Regions from separate parts of the Mus musculus genome. Here region 2 is linked to region 1. The links are chromatin contacts, found by Hi-C or POLR2A ChIA-PET in ENCODE. All regions are on one chromosome and are shown on one strand. The core of a region is the stretch at or near the end of the contact, and the rest is flanking DNA. Distances in the headings are between cores, read along the strand shown.

Region 1 (3,022 bases), core at 382-2,881:
GCAGAGTTTTGGGGGCAGGTTCAGGAACAACTGCCTCTGGCTTTCTTCCCCTGACTAATGGTTGCTCAGCTGCCCGTTTAGTCAGAGTCCGCTAGAGCCTGTGTCCTCTGCACACTACGCCATCCCCAGAGTTGGCAGTTCCTTCAGCCACACACAGCTAAGATCTCACATGGAGCCCACATTTGAGAACCGGTGACCACTCCGAACCACGCCTGGAAATGAGGAAGCTTGCCAGTCTCCTCCGTGCTGTGAGTTTGCTCCTTTTGAGGCTCAGCAAATGCCATGTGTCCCTGGGCCAGAATTCAAGTCTGATTCATCTTGGTGCGCTCAGAGCTTGGCGTGGGATCTGGTGCCCAGAGGTAGCTAAGTAAATAAGCCAGCTAACCTCAGGCCAACTTAAGACAGCGCCTTATCACGCACCCCTTCCTAAGAGCCCCGAGTGTGCATCTCTTCTCTCTCCTTTTTGGGATTGTTTTTTGTTTTTCTCCCTAGCAGCTTCTCTTTCTCTTTGGGTTTGTTCGGAAAGAGAAACCTTAGAAAAGGACTTCTTTTAGGGCAAGAGGGTGTTTTGTAAAACCTTCTATTTAAATTCGTATAAGAGATAATAAAATGGCGAATATAACCATTTATTTTGTTAAAAGGTGGAAGAAGCATTTTTAAAGGGTAACCTACAAGGAAAAACAGCTTCTCAGGAAACAGGTGCGGAAATGTGTACGTGTATGTGCGCCAGAATGTTCACGTATAACCTTACTTAGCACAGGAAACTTCTTAACCAGCATCGAAAAGGCCTTCAGAGATGTTTAAGACCCCAGGCTAAGGAGCAAAGCTAAAGCGACCGTGTCCGGCAACTTCTAGGGGAAAAGAAAATGTCAGGGGGCCTCGTTTCCAGAGTCACCTCACAGGGGAAGATGCGCCACCAGGAGACTCGCATCCGCCTGAGCGGAAGCTCAGTTCTATGTACAGTATAGACAGACATTAGCCGGAGAGGCCACTTAAACACAGCCCTGGGTCCACACCCTGTCACTCCAGGCTTTGCTAGGCAGCCCCAGGACAAGGTTACAACACCACCACATTTTTTCTTATTTTTAAAACACCCACTGTGCTACAAACATCTGACAGGCGAATATCTTCAGCACGGGGACGTGGGAGGGGGTAGTTCTCATTGTCCCAAGTTCTCAGCGTTTTCCTCACCTCTTCCCTCCCAGGGTCCCTGCTCAAGCCTCTAGAGCAAAAAGAGAAAGAAAGGGGACCTCAGAGAGCTGTGGCCTCGCCCTGAGAACAAGTTTCCACTGGGTGGGCCACTTCCCGAGACCCTTCCCTGAGGCAGGCGCTCCGTGTGGACCTAGTCTTGCATTTCGCGATCTTGTCCTCGTGGTCCCTACGTCCTGACCCTGGACAGGTGCTCCAGGCAGAAGACCCCACTTACCCAACAACCGAAATCATCATGGCAGCCACCACCAGGTAGTTGGTCTGGTAATAGAGCAGATTGCTCACTACACGGTTGTTCCATTTGGAAATGTCCCTGAAGTCCGGCCGGGCGAAACGATCAGAGCCCGGGAAGAAATCGTCCCAGGCACGGAGCGGGGCGAGGTTCACGTCCATGTTCCTCTGCTTCGCGAGCTTCGCCTTCGGAATCTGGAGGCGGCGGCAGCGACAACCAGCTGGATGAAAGATGACAGCGGGTCCTTCGGATTGGTTCTGCGGTTAAAGCACGGCAGGGCTCAGAAAATTGGCTGCGGGCGGGTGTGTTGGTCTGTCTGTGATTGGCTGGAAGTGGTTAGTGACTCAGAGCAGTGGGCTTTATCCAATGTTAGGACAAAAAGTAACTAGCGGAAATCCCCTACCTAAACTAAAGGTGGTGTCAGTTCTCTCTGGCAGTTTAAATACAAACCATCTCTTTTTAAACACATCGCTTGTGTGTGTTCTTTGCCCTGAAGGGAGAAAAAAAAAAAAAAAAAAAAAAAAAAAAAAAAAAAAAAAGCAGCTGTTCAGCTGTCAATATAAGTGGAATGGAATGGAAGCCGGCCTCAGTGTCACTGAAGTCCGGTATTGCTAATCTCCCCACATATGCGTGCAATTTTCATGAGTCACTTTGTGTGAAATCACACTAGAAAAAAAAAAAATGGGAGCAAGGGTTTGACTGAAGTGAACTGAAATAAAGTGATTGCCAGCTCGCCTTTTTCTTCGCCCTTCATTTCTGCTGTCCTGTGGCAAAATTACTGAACCGTTGTGCCATCGTTATAGATAGAAGATAGATAGAAGCGGATGACTTCACTTCTTCCTGAGCGAGCTCTTAGCAGCTTCAAAGCAGACAGCTGCTGGAGGTGCTCTGTGTTCCTGGGCAGAAACATGGCTTCCCAGGCCAGAAAGGTTTCTTAGTTTTATTCCAATATTAAACAAATAACATTTACCTAAGAAAACAACTTCTACAAGACCACCAAGCTACACAACCATAACACATACACAGAGAACCTAGCACAGACACACGTAGGCCCTGTGCTAGCCGCTTCAGTTTCTGTGAGCGCCTATGAGCCCTGCTTAGTTGATGCTGTGGGTTGTTTTCTTGTGGTGTCCAGGATCCCCCTGACTCCTAGGCTTCTAAGATGGCAGTGCCTAAGGTAACAGTGTTTCTAAATTTGCAACTGTTAATTTTTAACCAAACTCAAAGTGCTCTACTAAGACCACCAACTTACCCTAAAACAAAGAGTAGTAAAATATACTTGAGGCGAAGTCAGACTTAGTTGTTTAGCTGATTAGAAAGGCAGTTGAGGAAATCATTGGGGGCTTTATGAAAATGTCTTCTGCCACTGGTGTTTAGGATAGCCTGGCAATGGACTCCAGCAATTTACTTTGGAGAAAAGTAGTTCCTAAAAAATCAAAACAAAACTAATTTATTGTGAATGAATGTCTTGCCTGCATTGTGTATGTGCTGTACCCGCATGCTTTGTGCCTGCTGAGGTCAGAAGAGGGTGCCAGAGCTCTTGGAACTGGAGTTACAGATGATTCTAAGCTGCCACGTGGG
Region 2 (3,022 bases), core at 171-2,670, 42 kb before region 1:
TCTAAATTTCTGAGTAAAGAGTTGCAAAACTCAGAATTTGACAATAGTTAGCCTATGGTGACACACGCCTTTAATTCCAGCACTTGGGAGGCAGAAGCAGGCAGATCTCTGGGTTCAAGTCCAGCCTGGTCTACAGAGTGAGTTCCAGGACAGCCAGGACTACACAGAAGGACTCTTGTCTCTGGAAAAAAATATAAAAATATAATATATATGAAATATATAAATATATAATGGTGAAGCCTTTCTCCAGCCCAGCCCTCTAGACACCTATACCCCTCCCTAAAATCACGTGAAATGTTTGGTTTCTTATTTATTATTCAATAATCTATCTCACTGATATTTTTATATTTATCTATTTGGGTTGTGTTGGAGACAGGGTCTCTCTATGTAGCCCTTTTTGTCCTGGAACTTGCTATGTAAACCAGGCTGAGCTTGAACTCACAGAGATCTGCCTGCCTCTGCCTCCTGAGTACAAGTACAAAGAGACTAAAGGCATCCAGAACCTGGCCTGGCTCTTATTTTTATTTATGTACATTTGTTTAACTTACTGTCTCAAGACTATCCTGTCATGCACACTGTTTTAGAGTTTTGTGTAGCCAGCTAATGTATACAATTGTGCTTTCACCTTGGTGGGAGTGTATCTGAGGTATATACCTCAAAAGGTAGGGTTGTTGGATCAACATAAATGTATGTTAGCAATTTGAAAAAAATTAGTGTCCCTCCCCCACAGTTTACAAAGAAACTCTTTTCATGTCCCTTTTCTCCCAGTATTTCAACAGTATGATTACAAACATTCTCTTCAGAGCCATCTTAATTTAGCTAGGTTTGATAAACACTTACTAAAGACATAAATGGTTTTAAACCCCTTACATGGCCCCTCTCCCTTACATGGAAATTCAGGGCCTTGTTATCCCCATCTGTCAGGTCACAGGATCTAGGTGCAGATAAGAGCAGCTTGCACCGGTTCACTTACACAGGGGTGAATACCATAGCAAGACCTGAGCTGTTCCCTTCAGAGGCACGGCTTCCAGAGCCTGCTGGAAAGATCAGGCAAAGCCCAGCTCACCGGCCACCTTCAGGGGACGACGCTTCTATTCCAGGAGAAACTGCATTTGCTGGCTGGATTTTCATTCTGATGTTTTGTGAGTTGTTTAGATAAGCAGCAGCAGGCTCCCCGGGAGATCTAGAGCATGGGGTGTGGGCTCCCTGGGGTGGGAGGGCTTTAGAAAAGAATGCGTTTATTCCTGCAGAGATTCCATAGCCCGGCTACTCGCTGTCTAGCCCAGCAGCTGTACTGAAATGTCAGATGGATTTGTCCAGATGACTCAAGTTGCCAAAAAGGGACTCATGTAGTAGTTCCACAACTTGACTCTGCCCAGAAAACCTTGCTTAATATAGATCCCACATGAGCTGAGCTATAGTCACTCCCAGCAGCTCAACCAACACCATTGAGTGAGAAAATCTCTCAAGGGTGGGTTGGCCTAAGATATTTGTTAATTAGAAGACACTGAGGTGTTTGCATACTGATTCCTTCTTTAAAATATATCATATTGGATTATTTCTTCTTTTCTGGTGATCTAGAAACAGATAGAAAAAAAGTAAACTATGTCGGGGCACAGCAGGAATTCGGAGCAAGAAGACACCCTTAGTGAGGAGCTCGATGAAGACGAACTCCTAGCCAACTTATCCCCTGAAGAGCTGAAGGAACTGCAGTCAGAGATGGAAGTCATGGCCCCTGACCCCCACCTTCCTGTGGGGATGATCCAAAAGGATCAAACAGACAAGGCACCCACAGGAAACTTCAACCATAAGTCTCTCGTTGATTACATGTATTTGCAAAAGGCGTCTAGACGCATGCTGGAAGATGAACGAGTTCCTGTCAGTTTTGTGCAGTCTGAGGTAACCAGGGATCTGTGTGGGACACAAATGGCTGCCGGGACTGGGCTGGCAGGGTAGTGTTTTGCAATTGTGATTTCTCAAGACTGAATGAAATGTGTGATTCTGTTTTGGATTTTGGCACACCTAAATTAAATTATAATATTAAGTTCTAGCCCAGGCTGTAACTTTCTGAAAAAATAGTATAATTGCAAGGTAGTGGGGAGAAGGTGATAACCTCTTGTCAGTGTTTCTCTTTCAACATTGGCACCAGGGTCTCTGTGTGGAGTTGGTGGTCTGTAGCCATGAATGACATGTAATGGTTTAACACAGAAACAGCTCTTCTGTCTTTTTTTTTTTTTTTTTGGCTTCTCCTTTTGAGAAGCTTGTCCAAATTCTACTCCACATTTCTCCAGACTACTTATGCACATACGATATTTTACATATAATGTCAAAGATTCCCCACTTCTGAAGAAATCTGGCCATACACTAAGCCAAACCCAAGACTGAAAACGTGGGCACACTGTATGTGCATTGGGCATCAGTGATGACACCTGAAAATTGATGTCTAAGAAGGAATCTTCAAGAGAGTCCTCTCTTGAGATACTTATCTAAAAACTAGAGCTGGCATGAGTTTTGTATAAAGCACAGTTAAAATTTAATTACATTTTTTTATTATTAGGTGTGTGTGTGTGTGTGTGTGTGTGTGTGTAAGTGTGTGAGTGTGTGTGTAGGTCAAGCGAGGTGGCAGGTACCTTTACCTGATAAGCCGTCTTGATGGTTCTAAAGGACAAATTTTAATGTTGCACTTAAAAATGATTGAGAAGAAAGAAGACAGATTTCTTATGTATGGTTTCTTTGGGGCCACCTGCTAGACACAGGTGCATGTTGTCACATTGGTGTGATAGAAGACAGTAGTGAGCATTAAGCAGAAACTGAAGTCCAGGAAATAAATTTCAGGCTTGATCAGACCAGAGCTTATCGTGTCCTTTGCAGACCTCTTACAATTGCACTTCTGTGAGTTCGAAGACAATTCCATACAAAGACCAGTTTTAGGAGGACTACAGACAAAAACCAATGCTTTTGTTTCCTCGTGTGCATTAAACAGCTTGATAATTGGCTCCCCCTGCTGGAGCAGATGAGACAT

Evidence for each region. Hi-C counts contacts between places; a loop is a spot of excess contacts on that map. ChIA-PET counts read pairs that join two places held with the same protein, here RNA polymerase II (POLR2A).
Region 2: a loop to region 1 is called in a map of gastrocnemius, with 4 times the contacts of the local background. The contact joins the promoter of Lmod3 here to the promoter of Arl6ip5 in region 1. A Hi-C loop is called at or near these places in 7 of 37 maps with a recorded cell type or tissue (gastrocnemius and heart). POLR2A ChIA-PET finds 5 or more read pairs at or near these places in 3 of 5 experiments (Patski and embryonic stem cell).

What each region holds. Positions count from the first base shown.
Region 1 is chr6:97,209,401-97,212,422 of GRCm38, reverse strand. Arl6ip5 (ADP-ribosylation factor-like 6 interacting protein 5) reads right to left here and starts at 1,631. Exons shown (of 3, transcript NM_022992.2): 1 at 1,427-1,631. The coding sequence starts at 1,602.
Region 2 is chr6:97,251,155-97,254,176 of GRCm38, reverse strand. Lmod3 (leiomodin 3 (fetal)) reads left to right here and starts at 1,420. Exons shown (of 3, transcript NM_001081157.2): 1 at 1,420-1,899. The coding sequence starts at 1,606. Gm32191 (a long non-coding RNA gene) reads right to left here and starts at 1,273. Exons shown (of 4, transcript XR_869294.2): 1 at 1,067-1,273.